Linked DNA regions of Homo sapiens: region 2 is linked to region 1. A link is an interaction called in ENCODE POLR2A ChIA-PET data of the cell type or tissue named here. Cell type or tissue: Caco-2. All regions are shown on one strand. Each heading gives the region's core, and the rest is flanking DNA. Links, peaks and the distances in the headings are about the cores only.

Region 1 (8,430 bases), core at 160-8,159:
TTTTTTTAGTAGAGACGGGGTTTCACCGTGTTAGCCAGGATGGTCTCGATCTCCTGACCTCGTGATCCGCCCACCTTGGCCTCCCAAAGTGCTAGGATTACAGGCGTATATGCTTTGAAAGCGATGAAAATCTCACCTTATTCTCTGTTTTAGCTGCATCCCAGAGATGTTGATGTATTGCAGTTTCATACTGTTTAGCACAGAATATGTTCTGGTTTCCATTTAATGCCTTCTTTTTATTTATTAATTTAAAGAGATAGAGTCTTGTTCTGTTGCCCAGTCTGGAGTGTAGTGGTGAGATCAAAGTTCACTGCAGCCTCAAACTCCTGAGCTCAAGCAATCCTCCCACCTCAGCCTCCTGAGTAGTTGAGATTATATAGGTACAAATTGTCATGCCCGTTTGATGTTTTCTTTCACTTACATTACTTAGAAGTATATTGCATAATTTCTGAACATTCAGATATTTTAAAAATCTTTGTTACTGAACTCTAATTAAATCCTAAAGTGGTCAGAGTGCATGTATACATGATGTCAGTCTTGAGATTTGTTGAGGTTTGCTTTATAGCCCAATGTATAGTCCATTTTGGCAATGTATTTGAAGTGACATTTTTCAGATCTTTTGTCATCTTCTGAAGCTTTGGATATCCAAATAAGGCTGGTCCCTGTAACATTCTGTACCTACTCTGTACAGATTCCCAGTTTCTACTCACTTAAAGTAGGTGTGCTTGTATTTTTAGTGTATCTTTCTCTCTCAATCCAGGAGGTTTTTTCCTTCCCCTTGTGATTATATGCAGCTCATAGGTAAGAAAAACCTTTGTAATGTACTTAAATCTCAGCAGTCCTCAGCTCATTATCAAGTGCCGTAGTCCCTAACCACTAAATTAAGTGTTGACCTTATACATAAGGACTTCATTTAAGAGCGAGTTCGTTCTTGTTGTTGACTCCTGTCATGTTGTACCATTATTCTCTTGAAACTGGTCTGACTTGCCTTTGACAAAAGGAAAGGAGTGTGCTTTGCAGGGCTATGTGCTTTCCTAATACCAGAAGTTATCTAAAGATACTTAACTGTGCTGTGAACTAAAGCTATTGTGTTTGATCTGCCCAGGCATCCAGCTGACTCCTGTATACAAAATTCTACCCGTTCAGTTCTGTTAATGTTTAAGTTCCCGCTGTTCTTTGGTGGGAAAGGAGGTGATGTATAAAAATCAACTGCTTTGTATAAGGCTTGGTGTGTTAGGTGCTAAACCACTTAACTTTTTCTTGATTTGGGGATCTATTCTCCTTGTTTTTTTGTTTGTTTGTTTGTTTTTTGTTTTTTTTTTCCTTCTTTTAGAGACAGAGTCTTGCTCTGTCACCCAGGCTGGAGTGCAGTGGTACGATCATAGCTCATTGCAGCCTCCAACTCCTGGGCTGAAGTCATCCTCCTGCCTCCATCTCCCAAGTAGCTGGTACTGCAGGCACGCATCACCATGCCTGGCTGATTTTTTTTTTTTACTTTTTGTAGAGATGGTGTGTTGCTGTGTTGCCCAGGGTGGTCTTGAACTCCTGAGCTCAACCGATCCTTCCAAAGTGTCAGGATTACAGGCGCGAGCCACCATGCCCAGCTGAGATCTGTTTTTTACTGTTTCACAATAATTGCTGGAAATATTTGTAATAATGTGACTTTCACTGCTAAGACAGAAAAGGAAGATAAGGAAATTGAGGAAAATGAAGCTTCTGCTTCTACAACAGGAAAGCATAAACGTTTGAGTTACTTTTAGAGTAAACGGGGGATAAGTGTGTCTAGATTCTTGACCCACCCTCTTCTGCCACAGTCAGACTTAGAATGCACTTTTGCATGCACTTTTGTTAATCTAATGAACGAACATTTATACACTTTCTAGTTAGTAAATACGTGTAACTTTATATTTCAGCTCATGAGATCCTTTGCTGCGTGCTGCAGGGAAGTGTAGAGCTCTTCAGCTGTGCAGCCAGGATAAGAACTCACGTTCTGTTCTCCCTGCTGCTGCTGTGACAGGGGAGGCACGTGTACATCCAGGCTCTTTCTGTGTGGCAGGGCTGTTTAATTGGGGCTGATGGAAATTTTTGTCATAGGAAATGGGCAATCAGATTTTCAGTTAGTAGTGAAATAATTGACTCTCAATCCATATTGGGAAACAGAAGATAAAACATTTGGTAATAAAAATGTAAATTTTAGAACATAGAACACAAAGAGTGGTCCATAAGCTGGGCGCGGCAGCTCACACCTATAATCCCAACACTTTGGGAGGCTGAGGTGGGCGGATCACGAGGTCAAGAGATCAAGACCATCCTGGCCAACATGGTGAAACCCCGTGTCTACTAAAAATACAAAAATTAGCTGGGCATGGTGGTGCACGCCTGTAACCCCCCTACTCGGAGGCTGAGACATGAGAATTGCTTGAACCGGGGAGGCTGAGATTGCAGTGATCCAAGATCATGCCACTGCACTCCGGCCTGGGCAACAGAGCGAGACTCCATCTCAAAAATAAAATAAAATAAAAACAGGGCCGGGCGCGGTGGCTCATGCCTGTAATCCCAGCACTTTGGGAGGCCAAGGCAGGTGGATCATGAGGTCAGGAGTTCGAAACCAGCCTGACCAACATGGTGAAACCCCACCTCTACTAAAAATACAAAAATTAGCCAGGCATGGTGGCACATCCCTGTAATCCCAGCTACTCAGGAGGCTGAGGCAGGAGAATTGCTTGAACCCGGGAGGTGGAGGTTGCAATGAGCCGAGATTGCGCCACTGCACTCCAGCCTGGGTGACAGAGGGAGACTCTATCTCAAAAAAACCCAAAAAAACAAAGAGCGGACCCTAATGTAACCTATGGACTTCAGTTAATAATGAATCTGTATTGGCTCATCAATTGTAACAAAGGTACCACACTAATGGAAGATGTTAATAATAGGAAAAACAGATGAGGAGGACGGGAGAGGTACAGAGGTATATGGGAGCATTCTGTACTATCTGATTAGTTTTTCTGTAAAACCTAAAGATGCTAAAAAAAAAAAAAAGAAAACTGTTTAAAATTTTTAAATATCTAGCTTAATGTTCCCCAATGGGTTCAAATCATACAAAGTTAGTGTTTAACCTCCTGACCCTTGCTTGGAATTTCTCAGTTAAGATGAGTCCAGTTTGCAGTTTGAGCTGTTTCATCAGTTCCGTTTGCCTCTCGCCTGTGTATTAACTGTGCTCTTGCCTTTCTCCCTATCTGCTGGAACAGTTGGAATGCCAAGATGCCTTGGAAACAGCAGCCCGAGCCGAGGGCCTCTCTCTTGATGCCTCCATGCATTCTCAGCTCAGAATCCTGGATGAGGAGCATCCCAAGGGAAAGTACCATCATGGCTTGAGTGCTCTGAAGCCCATCCGGACTACTTCCAAGTAAGATGCCGTGCTGAGTGATGACAGTGAAGCATCAAAGGCCTTTTTTTTTTTTTTTTTTTTTTTTTGAGATGGAGTCTTGCTCTGTCGCCAGTGGCATGATCTCGGCTCACTGCAACCTCCGCCTCCTGGGTTCAAGTGATTCTCCTGCCTCTCAGCCTCCTGAGTAGCTGGGACTACAGGCGTGCACCACCACCAAGCCCAGCTAATTTTTTTGTATTTTTAGTAGAGACGGGGTTACACCATATTGGCCAGGATAGTCTCAATCTCCTGACCTCATGATCTGCCCGCCTCGGCCTCCCAAAGTGCTGGGATTACAGGTGTGAGCCACCGCGCCCGGCCCATCAAAGCCGTTTTAGAACATTCAGGCTAAGATTAGATCATCTGGGGAGACTGGTCTTTAGCTAAGAGCTGTGTTCACTAAACAGTGTCCATTAAACACGGGCTGCCCTCTCCGTGCGTGTTGATAGCTTTGTGATTTCGGTTTTCTCTCCTTAGACACCAGCACCCAGTGGACAATGCTGGGCTTTTTTCCTGTATGACTTTTTCGTGGCTTTCTTCTCTGGCCCGTGTGGCCCACAAGAAGGGGGAGCTCTCAATGGAAGACGTGTGGTCTCTGTCCAAGCACGAGTCTTCTGACGTGAACTGCAGAAGGTAGGCGCCTCTGGTCCACCCTCATCTCCCCCATGCCGGGTGGGCAGGGCCTGAGCTAGGAGTGTGAAGTCCACAGCTCTGTGTCTTTAAAGAGCCGAGCTGTCCAGTGGAGGGCGGGCGGCCTGGGGATGACTTTCTCTTTGCTCTTTTGCTTTATCTCCTATTTCACCTTTGATCCTGTTTTAACCACGGGCTTTCTCTCTCTCTCTCAGCCCCGCTTCTCTTCCTGAGTCTGCAGGGAGATTATGTTGCTGCCTTGTGACAGAATACATTTTTGTGGTAGCTGATTGTCATGATTAAAATGTAGTTTACAACTTTACATTTTACCACAGGAACCTTCAGAAAGGGTTGGGGGCCCCTGAAAAAGAAAGTTCTTATTCACAAATTGCATTCAGGGATCATTTTCCTGGGTGGAAAGAAAGGCTTTTGCTCTCATCATTTTCTGTATCCTGGGAGGCTCCTTATACAGGGTAAATGTGTAGTTCCCTAGGAAGGGTATTTTTTCCCAGAAGGTGAAGACTATGTACATAATTTTAAAGGAGAGACTTGTGTGAGTGGTGGCAAAACCTGGAGACAAAAAGTGGTGGCAGGCGGGGAGCTAGGTGTGCCTTTCCCCCGAGGAGATGTGTAACGAGGACGTGTGCCCTTGTTAAGACTAGAGAGACTGTGGCAAGAAGAGCTGAATGAAGTTGGGCCAGACGCTGCTTCCCTGCGAAGGGTTGTGTGGATCTTCTGCCGCACCAGGCTCATCCTGTCCATCGTGTGCCTGATGATCACGCAGCTGGCTGGCTTCAGTGGACCAGTAAGTTCTAACCATCCTTTCCGACAGTCTCCAGGGGCCCGGCCACGGCCAGCTCTAACACTCTTATTCTGTTGCAGAGGTTGTGCTCAGCTTTGGGCTAGGTAGCAGTCTTAGAGATGCCTTCAGGTCTGTTGAAAGGGGTCGATGGATTTTGGCAACAGCTGGAAGGATGAAAGGGCAGTGTTGCCAGAGAAGAAATGGAACTGGCTTGATTTCTGGGTGGGGGTGAAATGGAACTGACTCCAGTTCTGCACAGGACTGTGCTTCTCGGTTGTGTGTTAACATGAACTGACAGTCGGTGCAGGCAGATGTGTCTTGCAGTGCTATGAGTGGGTGAGAGCACGTTGTGTGGCCCGGGCTGGTGAGCCAGCACCGGGAACATACCAAGTGCCTGGAGGCAGTTATCACATGTTTGGCAGGTCTGTGGCAAATAAGCCCTGAGAAAACTAGAGGACTGTCGAGGATTTTAGAGTCTGACCTGGAGTCCGTTTAAGTTTGGCTTATAGTGTGACTGTGTGGCAAGTGTTGGGGTGGCAGCCGTGGTTTTCCCCAGTCTGTACTGATGCAGAGTAGACAAGAGAGCCTTTGACGTTCACTCTGTTTCCTGGGCACCTGTTTCTTACACCTGCTGTGCTGCCTTACACTTGAGACCTTGATTAAATCTATTCTCTACACATTTGCCTTGAGGCATCGGAGCAGTAGTACTGCTTGTACTGTGCGTTTTCCATATGTGGGTAAGCTGGAGGTTCATGGTTTTGGTAAGTATGTGCCTAAGATGCATGGCAATTAGGTAAAACTAATTTGCAGTTTTGTTTTTGTTTTTATTTTTTTAACGTTTGATGCCTCTTGTTAAAGTTTTGATCTCTTTTCTGAAGCAGAGAACACTACTTTTCTGGTATTGGGTTTCTATATTATTAATAATTGACCAACTAACATACTTTATATAAAAGTTTTAAGTAAGAAGGACCATGTAACTGAAATGTTGTGTTATGTAATTTACCAAAATGGCAAACATTTTCATAGAGCCAGCTTCCCCCAAGAAGAGCTTCTGTCATTGTTTCACTACAGGGCTGGTGGCTGCTCTGATCTCATAGAATTCATTCCTCTGGGTAGCACCATATGCAGGCTTTGCGAATAAAGTGATCATGGGCTTTCTTGATTCCATTTGGCCAATGCAAGAACTTCATTGGCTCCCCTCTAAAAAAAATTCCATGGATTGCTGGGATTTTTATTTTTTATTTTTTGAAAAAAATGGTACCTATCCGTATTCAGCTTGGTGGCTTCACAGTCCCTCCCCTGAACATCCGTATATTCCTTATTCTCTCATTTATGGTGCAGAACACTGGGGTACTAACCTCTAGGAAACTGTTCTAGCTGCCAGGGAAAGCTAAGAGCCCTCCTTTAACAGGAAAGCAGCAGCATGCTTTTTCTTCTCTCTGCCGTTTCAGGGAAGAGCACCTTAAGGCCAGTGTTATTTCATGGGATTCTGCCCTAGAGCTGAGAAAGTAATGGACTCATCCATAATCTCTTTTATAGATTTGAAAGTGTAAACAATACACACTTCCTTTTTTGGAACTCCAATTCTAATATGTTTCTTTTTCATTGGAAATTGAAAAACCAGGCTGGTTTTGAGATTAGTACTAGCAGTGAGTAAACCTCCTGTCTGTGGACTTAAATCCTTTTGAGGAACATTTCGTTTTAGATTTTTACAAGTTTTCTAATCTGGCACGACTTTCAAACTAGCTTAATCTGTTCTTACAGAAACCTGTGTAAGGACAGACTGCCCACATACGGGCTCCCCAAATAAAATGGCATTTTTATTTCTTGTCCCTGCTCGGGTTTCACCGAACCTTGGTAGCCATAATCAGAACAAATGAAACACAGTCAAGTTGTTGTGTTCTGTTTGTTTTTACCTGCCAGCCAGCTGATGCTGACATTTATACACCAAGATGATCCAAGGTTTTGGTGACGCCGGTGGGGACTGCCGCTATATGTGCAGGGTGCCCGGGGGTCATAGTAATGTTAATGGAGTACCAGAATCTCTAACAGTGTGGTCCTGTGTAGCCACATTGCTACACTTACAGAGATGCTTTGGGGCCTTTTTGGATTAAGACAGTTCTAAAAGACCAGGCCTCACCTATGATCTGTGTATAAAGAATTAGCATCGCACTGTAGATCTGCAAGAGAAGGCCGCCTCCTGCAGTGCTCTCTCTTGGTGAATGCTAACTCTGCTCGAGGGCCTTTTGGGGAAAGGACAGTGTAAAACCCTTAGAGAGGTAAGTTTCCCACCCTTCCAACCTCTCTCCACCTGCAGCTTGCTTGGTGCTGTCAGGATCTGGATTTGGGGGGAGTCTCTCTGTAGTGGAACCAGTGACAGAAGCTGTTCTTTAGAATTTTCAGGATGGCTGTATTCTGCGGTCAGAATGAGAGAGTCAAGCTGGGCAGAATCTCTCGCCAAGAGTTCAGGTAAGGTAATGTTTATTCACTGGGAATGCTTTCCACAGCCAGACAGCTATGCTAACAGTCTCAAGTTTTCTTCCAGTTTGTTTAGATTTAAATGATACATTTGTAACTTTTTAAAAACTAAATTTTGGTTGGATTTTTCATGAAAACCTCTTTTTTCTTTATCCCCTAAAAAATGGTTTGAAATGTCATTGTTATTTAAAAACCCGATGTGTTGGAACTTCTTTAATCTGCTGTTTCCTCTTTTTCCCCCCCTTTGAAAGTTTCGCATAGTGTAAACATTCACTATGTCTTTTACCTTCCCTGCTCCTCCCATCTGGGAGGCGCTGATGCTATTACCCAGTGCTGAAAAATGGCACTCTAAAGGTATGGGAAGGAAGGAGCCCAAGGCAACCACCTGCTGTCCTTTCAGCCTTCCTTTGGAGACTGCTCCATCAGTGCCGAGGTGTGTGGGAACAGGCTTCACTGCACCGCCATCTTACTGAGTTGCTTCACGTGAGGAAAAGGGGGCTTTGGCCCTGTGACTCAGTTCCACATTTTGGATTGCATACTGGAAAAGAAGCCAATCTTCTTGCTAGTAAACCAGCAACCCGGCTGTATACAGTGGTGACCCAAGCAATGGATATAAACCTAAAAATCTGAGGGAGGGGAGAGGTGGAATACAGTAGTTCTTGGAATCTGAAGTCTCCTATTTGATCAGGTTATTTCCTGGGACTTGGCAAAAATCTGATTGGTGGGGATCTCCTAGGACCTAGTGGACATCTGGTATTAATTTAATCTCAGGAAAAACAAGAAATTAACCCAGAGAGAGTCTGGGTTTTGGAATTCAGCGTAGCTACCTCCAGACCGTGGTGTCTGGCCTCCATTTTTGTCTGTCATTCAGCTCTGACTTACAGCTGCAGTCACCTTTGCTATAAGGCACCTGGGTAGAAGGGTGGATGGGCTTCACATCAATTTTTTTCTTCCTTTAGGGTGGGGGATTGGTTTGGCTTTCTTTTGTTGTGGTTTTTTGTTTTATTTTTGTCAAGATTGATTTTTAGATGCAAGGACTTGAAAAGACCCAGAAGGATGCCACCAGTTTTTCCTTGAGGCCTAGGATTTTTTATTC
Region 2 (8,430 bases), core at 87-8,086, 470 kb after region 1:
AGGATTGTAAGAGACCATGTTTAAAAGTGTGTGTGTGTGTGTGTGTGTGTGTTTTTTTTTTAGAGAGTCTCACTCTGTTGCCCAGGCTGGAGTGCAGTGGTGCAATCTCGGCTCACTGCAACCTCCGCCTCCCGGGTTCAAGTGATTCTCCTGCCTCAGACTCCCGAGTAGCTGGGATTACAGGTGTGCACCACCATGCCTGGCTAATTTTTGTATTTTTAGTAGAGACGGGGTTTCACCATGTTGGTCAGGCTGGTCTTGAACTCCTGACCTTGTGATCCACCTGCCTTGGCCTCCCAAAGTGCTGGGATTACAGGTGTGAACCACCATGCCCAGCCAAAAGTTTTTTTTATCATGTTCATACGATACATGATTAGAATGATGAAATGAATCAGTGCTTTATTTTAATTAACTCAGGGTTATAGGTAGAGAAAAGTGTGCCAGTGATGGCATTTTATCTGGTCCTTTTACAACATCTGCAGAAGTCAGTACCACCTCTGTGGGACTGAAATGAACAGGAATCAGATTATCTCAGTGCTCCCCGCCCCACCCAGTAATAAACGCTTCTTAATTTTCACCATTGGTGTGACTCAGCTGCCCTTAGTGTCTTCCTGTTACCCACCAATTGCTTCTCTCCCAGAATTTCCTGGTGCAGGAAGAGACAATCCGATGACCAAGCCAATCAGCTCTATCACTGTTTGGGAAGAGCTTTTCCTACCAGGCCAGGCAACGTCATGAGCTGCTGGCCAGTTTACAGCGTGGGTGCCTTGGGTTTACAGACCAATCAGCGATGCCATGAAACAGGACAGTTTCTTTTAGGAGGAAACTTTGGGTGTGGCAGGTACTGATTGATCTGCCCACTAGAAGAACTTTGCAATCATCTGGCCGTAATGCATTGGCCAATCATGAGGAGAAACACATTTTCCCCAACTAGTTTTTGGAAAGGTAAAAGTAAGAGAAGCATCTAAGAGGAAAGGCCTAAGGGACCTGTTCTCACATGCGGTGGGATCTTTGAAATGAATGCCACCCAGTAGGGGCTCTAGAGAAGCCAAAGGTCTCCCTTTCCTTAACTGGACCTTCAGGCTTCTGAGTCGTAGGTAAGCAAGCCAGCCCCAAACTATGGACCTGGGACAATGGCTGTAAGGACTTGGCAAAATTTTTCCATCTTGAAGGAGAATGATTTCTCAATCAGGGCACTGCCATGTTGTTTGAGAAGTTTGCCATGTTTGTTACTTTCATTTTTATTATTAAAAACTCATGAGGCCGGGCACAGTGGCTCACACCTGTAATCTCAGCACTTTGGGAGGCTGAGGCGGGTGCATCACCTGATGTCAGGAGTTCCAGACCAGCCTGGCCAACATGATGAAACCCCGTCTCTATTAAACATACAAAAAATTAGCCAGGTGTGGTGGTGGGCGCCTGTAATCCCAGCTACTCAGGAGGCTGAGGCAGGAGAATCTCTTGAACCCGGAAGGGGGAGGTTGCAGTGAGCTGAGATTGCGCCACTGCGCTCCAGCCTGGGCGACAGAGTGAAACTCCATTTAAAACAAAACAAAACAAAACACCTCATGAAATGTAGCCAAATACCACCTGTACCCCAAAAACTTATGGAAAAAAAACAAACAACAACTCATGGGAAAAAAAACCAACTCATGAAAGAGTAAGGGATTGGGAGCTTATCTGCAGGCAGCAAGAAGATGTGAGGTCAGGGAGACCATTCTCACCCTGCATTTGGTCTGGGATGTAAGGATCCCTACGGTACATAACAGTTGGTTAGAAGCAGCAACTTAGGAGAAGAAAACCAGGCTAAGTCCCGTGGCCAAAGTGAGGAAAAAGGGGGATGCTGGAGTGGGAGCTTGGTCATCTGGCCTGGGCCTGAGAAGAGCCCAGGAGGGGCTCCCACAGAACCCTCTGGGGCAGTGACATGGTGGCAGTTAGAGGAGACATTGGTGAAGGTCCAGTGTTGCTTATTTCCCTAGGATTGCCTTTGTTTACAATAGGATGAATGCGCATGAGGCTAATGCAGATGAGACAGCCACGTGGTCAGTGTCTGACTTGATGGCCTGGGTTGGCTCCTTGGCTTATGCAATGCCTGGGACATAGCGGGCATGCTATGAATATTGGTGGAATACATGAATATGTGAATAAATGCACTAATGAGTGTGTCACTCTTGTTCATTACTAGCTGGATGTAAGGACTTCTCAAAAACTGCTCAAGAAGCCAGGCGCGGTGGCTCACGCCTGTAATCCCAGCACTTTGGGAGGCTGAGGCAGGCGGATCACGGGGTCAGGAGATCGAGACCATGCTGGCCAACATGGTGAAACCCCGTCTCTACTAAAAATAGAAAAATTAGCTGGGCCTGGTGGCGTGCGCCTGTAGTCCCAGCTACTCAGAAGGGAATCGATTGAACCTAGGAGGCGGAAGTTACAGTGAGCCGAGATCGCACCACTGCACTCCAGCCTCGTGACAGAGTGAGACTCCATCTCAAAACAAAAACCAAACAAACAAACAAACAAACAAAAAACTGCCCAAGACTCCAACAGAAATTACTTGGTCTCCTTCCAGGCGACACTAAGAAGCCCAATCCTGGCTCTTGGAAATGGTGTGGGCCAAGAAAGGAGGAAATATTTCACAGGCTAATACTAATAATTGCTTCATTTTATAGGTGCCTGATGAAGTGCCAGGCACCTACTATGATATACTATGTACACACATGAATTTCTGTTGTCATGGACAGAGACTCACAGATTATATCTATTCAACACCATAGAAGCCAGTCAATCTAGGCAAGAAAACCAGCTGGATTATTTCCTTGCTATCATCTACATAAAATCAGCCTGTTGACTATTTGATGCACTCCCTCTCACACTTAAATTTGGTCAACCAGTGTTGCTGTGTGGCTACTGTAAGCATTAAGCAATCAGGGTTAGTCTACTGGGTCCACATGACAGCCACAGTGGCCCTTTTCAGAGCATTCACCAGAGTCTTTTTTTTTGAGACAGAGTCTTGCTCTGTTGCCCAGGCTGGAGTGCAGTGGCGCCATCTCGGCTCACCGCAACCTCTGCCTCCTGGGTTCAAGCGATTCTCCTGCCTCAGCCTCCTGAGTAGCTGGGATTACAGGAATGTGCCACCACACCCAGCTAATTTTTGCATTTTTATTAGAGACGGGGTTTCACCATGTTGGCCAGGCTGGTCTCGAACTCCTGACCTCAGGTGATCCACCTGGCTTGGCCTCCCAAAGTGCTGGGATTACAGGCCTGAGCCACCGTGCCCAGCCAGTAGCAGCTATTTTGCCTGAACTACATTGTTTAAAGTCATGTAAGTCTAGCCAGGCACGGTGGCTCACGCCTGTAATCCCAGCACTTTGGGAGGTGGAGGCGGGCGGATCACCTGAGGTCAGGAGTTCGAGACCAGCCTAACTAACATGGTGAAACCCCTGTCTCTACTAAAAATACAAAAATTAGCCAGGTGTAGTGGCGGGCGTCTGTACTTCCGGCTACTTGGGAGGCTGAGGTGGGAGAATCGCTTGAACCCGGGAGGCAGAGGTTGCAGTGAGCTGAGATCACACCATTGCACTCCAGCCTGGACGACAGAGTGAGACTCCATCTCAAAAAAAAAAAAAAAAAAATCAGGTAGGTCTTTTTACCCTCAATGTATAGATGAGGGGCATAAAATTCAGCAATGTTAAGGAAACGCTAAAGTCTCCACAGCTAGTAAGAGGGGAGCCTGGATTTGACTCCTGTGGTCCTGTGCGTAGCCTGTGTGTTCTCCAGTGCACATGCTCTGTCCATGCCTCAGAGTGACGCCTGAAACAAGCCATCACCCTGAAGGCAGCTAGGGCCTCCGGGGAGGGTGTCCTCAGGGAGGACTGCCCAGTGCAATGTTCTGAGAACCAGCAGTGCTCTGTGCGAGTGTGTCGGGGGCAAGACTGGCCCAGCACCCTCTGGGGAACCTTGGATGCCTGGGGCCACCTGTAGGGGAAAGAAAGAGATCAGACTGTTACTGTGTATATGTGGAATGAAGAAGACATAAGAAACTCCATTTTGTTCTGTACTACGAAAAATTCTTCTGCCTTGAGATGCTGTTAATCTGTAACCCCAGCCCCAATCCTGTGCCCGCAGAAACATGTGCTGTGTTGACTCAAGGTTTAATGGATTTAGGGCTGTGCAGGAGGTGCTTTGTTAAAAATGTGTTTGCAGGCAGTATGCTTGGTAAAAGTCATCGCCATTCTCCAGTCTCGAGAGTACCCAGGGACAGAATGCACTGCGGAAGGTCACAGGGACCTCTGCCCAAGAAAGCCTGGGTATTGTCCAAGGTTTCTCCCGACTGAGACAGCCTGAGATATGGCCTCGTGGGAAGGGAAAGACCTGACCGTCCCCCAGCCCGACACCCGCAAAGGGTCACACTCTGTGCTGAGGAGGATTAATGAAAGAGGAAGGCCTCTTTGCAGTTGAGATAAGAGGAAGGCATCTGTCTTCTGCTCGTCCCTGGAAATGGAATGTCTCGGTGTAAAACCCGATCGCACATTCTATTTACTGAGATAGGAGAAAACCGCCTTATGGCTGGAGGTGAGACATGCTGGTGGCAATATTGCTCTTTACTACACTGAGATGTTTGTGTAAACTCAAACATAAATCTGGCCTACATGACATCAAGGCACAGCACCTTTCCTTAAACTTATTTATGACACAGAGACCTTTGCTCACACGTTTTCCTGCTGACCCTCTCCCCACCATTACCCTATAGTCCTGCCACATCCCCCTCACCGAGATAGTAAAGATAGTGATCAATAAATACTAAGGAAACTCAGAGACCAGTGTCGGCGTGGGTCCTCCGTATGCTGAGCGCCGGTCCCCTGGGCCCACTGTTCTCTCTCTATACTTTGTCTCTGTGTCTTATTTCTTTTCTCAGTCTCTTGTCCCACCTGATGAGAAATACCCACAAGTGTGGAGGAGCTGGCCTCCTTCACCCGCAAGCATCCCCAGAATGAGTCTGCTGCTGGCCATTTAACAACTCTTTTGTCTTTATATTTCTCGGTGTTTGATCTCAATTGTTTATGCTTTTATTTTTAGGTATAACTTGCATTTAGTAAAATGTACACTTCTTAAAGTGCTTCCAGCTTGATGATTTTTCACATGTGTATTTCACCATGCAACCACCAGTCAGATCAACATTGACAACAGCCCTGGCATCCCAGAACTCTCCTTCACAGCCTCCCTAGCCAGTCCTTTCCCACGCTAATTACTGCTCTAGCATCTGTTGCCATGGGTTAGTTTTGCCTGCTTTTGAATTTCATATTGTTCTTTTTGAGTCCTAACTAGTACAGAGGGTCTGAATCTTAGGCTACAAACTCAAGTGTGCCAAAAAGAATGTGATTTAACCTATTATTTTTCTGTTTTCTTGTTTTTTTTTTTTTTTTTTTTTTGAGACAGGGTTTTGGTGTGTCACCTAGGCTGGAGTGCAGTGGCACAATCATAGCTCACTGCAGCCTTGAACTCCCAGGCTCAAGAGATTTTCCTACCTTGGCCTTTCAAGTAGCTGGGAATATAGCCATGCACCACTATGCCCGGCTTTTTATTATTATTATTATTATTATTTTAGAGACAAAGTCTCTCTCTGTTGCCCAGGCTGGTCTTGAACTCCTTGCCTCAAGCAATCCTCCTGCCTCAGCCTCCCAAAGTGCTGGAATTACAGGCATGAGCACTGTGGTCGTCCAAACCTGTTATTTTTCTATCATTGAACTTAATTTCTATCCTGAGCTCTCATTCTACCAGTGGCAGAAATCATAGGTAGTGACACAGGAAAGTTTAATCAATTCAGGATTCGGGTTGCTTATATAGTTCCAGGAAACATTTATACAGTGCCAGGGCATTGAAAAAAGAGGCATCTGTCCTGGGCTTACCATGGTCATTTGCATTATTGGTCCATGTGGCACCCACTGGAGCACCTGTGTTCCCATCAGTCTCTCTCTGATTTTTCATTCCTTTCTCACTGACATCAACAAGTCCCCAGTCCTACCTGATTCTGGTCATTGGTCCTTGCAGGTCACTTTGCATTCTCTCTGTCCTGTTTGCAAAGCCTCTTCAGGTCTGGCAATCCTCTCAGCTACATCTGTGCCCCTCTCAAGACAAAAGACACTTCCATTCCCTCTCCTTTACAAATCCAGAGCTACAGGGGACGTGGAGCAACTGCCACAGGGCCCCTTTGTCTGGAAACAATACACTCTCATCTCATCTGCTGCTGCCATACCGGACTGCTGCTTTTCTGCTTTCAGCTCGGCGATCAAGGCACATGTTCTTTTGTTCTCAGATTCACAACCTATAAGGGACGTTTAGCATCCCCCTCACTCTGGAGATTTGGCCTGGGATGGGAAGCAAGGCATCATCTCGGGAACCCACCCCTGCTTCTCACTCTGTTGTTAGACAATCTCTCTCTTGTCCCTCTTCCTTGCCTGGGAATCTTTATTGCCTCCAGGGTGGGAAAAGCTGACTCTTGCTTTGTCATCCGTTCTCTCACGTCTCCTGTTTTGGTATAAACTTTGTACCCAGACTCTTTAGGACTCTGGCTTTTGAGGCTGGAAGGGGTAGGTTCTTACCACTAACTGGTATTTCTTTCAAAACCACTTCTCTAGTTTAAGTTCTGAAAGTCTATTTAGAAACTCAAAAGCCAAGAATTATCTTCTTTTGCCTGCTCTATCACCCCTTCCCTGAGTAAGCCTGTGCTCGGTTGCTGCCTATAGGTTGTAAAATACAGGAAGTGGGGTGTGGGGTTTTTAATTGTAATGAAAATCCATATCGCTACCAGATTCTGACTTTAACTGCTCCCTAACTACCACAAATTACTAAGCATGTTCTAAGTGCAAGGTGTTTTGTGAGAAGCTGTCAGGAGAATATAAAGATTAAAAATGTGGAGTACAGATCACATTTTTGTAGCAATTTTGTCCCCTACATATCCCATTTGATGTTGACCATGTCTCTGTGGGCGAGCAGGCTAGGTAGAACCATCAGTGTGAGCCTGCGAGGTGAGTTTTATGTTCTTAGCACTTTCCAGATGAGAAAACTAGCTGAGAGAGAGAGAGTGTTCAGCTCATCAAGTGGTGGAGCTATGGGTGGAATTTTCAAGTAAACCCAGAACTTCCAACTCCATATATCCACTTCCCTCCACTATCCCTGAAAGATTCTCAATGAGCCTCCAGGCCATTGGGCAAACCAAGTAGAGCCCAGGGCAGAAAGGAGGGGACATTGAATTGGACCTCATAGGATGGTGGCAGTAGGATTGGGAGAAAAGTATTCCAGGCAGAGAGAACCTGGAAGTGGACTTGTTTCAGCCTTCTCTACCCACCACCCCACCTATTGCAGCTGCCTGTGTTCACGGGGCTGCTTCTCAGCACTTGTCTTCTGCTTCCATTCCTGCTCCTGTGCCCTACGCACACACACACAAACCACACCCTGAGCATCAATCATGTCCGAGATGCAATCATTCTACTTAATCTTTACAACAGTGTTTCTCCCTGGTCCTTACCTCATTGCTGGGCTGAATCACTGAGCCCCAGCCATGCCACTTGCCCCTTGAATATGTGGGTCACATGTATTGCCTGTTGTGCCCTGCTAGCCTGCTGGGGCCACCACCGTCTTCTCTGGAAACTCAGGGGCTGTTTGCTGATTGAACACAATTGTAAGCTTGCCACACTGCTGGTCTTTTCCCCAGTCCACTTCCACAGTTGCCTCAGTCCCTCAACACCTGCCCTGCCTTAGTGAGCAGGTCTTTTGCAGGTCTTAGTTCCTTCCTTTTCTGCCCACTCCATGAGGCTTCCAGGAACCAGCAGGTTTCTCAGCCAAGTCTAGAGCAAGGACTGAAAGGAGTGGCTAGAGGGAGCAGAGAATGCCCCTCCTGGGGGACTGTGAGACATACTGCCACGGGAACGGAGCTGGAGCATCGCCCGGGAGAGGGGAAGAGAGGTGAGGATGGAAGATTAGAATCAATGGTAATTCACAAATTTTTAGCATGAAGACCCCTTTTAAACACCAACACAGACCTCACAGGAGAGGAACTTTACTTTTAGTGTCTATTGCTGGAGAAGAAAAGTTTTGACAAAAAATTTACAATTGTCTGGGCACAGTGGCTCACACCTATAATCCCAGCACTTTGGGAAGCCAAGGCAGGCAGATCACTTGAAGCCAGGAGTTCGAGACCAGCCTGGCCAACATGGCAAAACCCTGTGTCTACTAAAAATATTATATAAAAATTAGCTGGGTGTGGTGGTGCGAGCCTGTAATCCCAGCTACTCGGGAGGCTGAGGCACAAGAATCACTTGAACCCGGGAGGTGAAGGTTGCATTGAGTTGAGATCACACCATGCACTCCAGCCTGGGTGACAGCATGAGACTCTGTCTCAAAAAACAACAACAAAAATTACAATGAATTCAGAAA

The links. ChIA-PET counts read pairs that join two places held together with the same protein. Peaks named below come from ENCODE experiments on the same cell type or tissue, not always from the same donor. Only the 100,000 strongest peaks of a DNase experiment are listed, where the experiment ranks them.
Region 2: POLR2A ChIA-PET joins it to region 1 with 7 read pairs; 1 of 35 experiments calls an interaction of 5 or more read pairs at or near these places.

Annotation. Positions count from the first base shown.
Region 1 is chr3:183,984,199-183,992,628 of GRCh38, reverse strand. ABCC5 (ATP binding cassette subfamily C member 5) reads left to right here. Exons shown (of 30, transcript NM_005688.4): 3 at 3,246-3,403; 4 at 3,902-4,057; 5 at 4,712-4,859. Among named protein-coding and RNA genes, the nearest start is that of ABCC5-AS1, 18 kb to the left of the region's middle. RefSeq lists an enhancer at 2,056-2,556. In Caco-2, for the core only: no CTCF peak of the experiment used is centred there; a DNase peak (open chromatin) is centred at 4,158.
Region 2 is chr3:183,516,892-183,525,321 of GRCh38, reverse strand. All of the region lies in intron 2 of KLHL6 (kelch like family member 6), which reads left to right. Among named protein-coding and RNA genes, the nearest start is that of KLHL6-AS1, 28 kb to the left of the region's middle. RefSeq lists an enhancer at 6,206-6,706. In Caco-2, for the core only: no CTCF peak of the experiment used is centred there; DNase peaks (open chromatin) are centred at 4,291 and 4,421.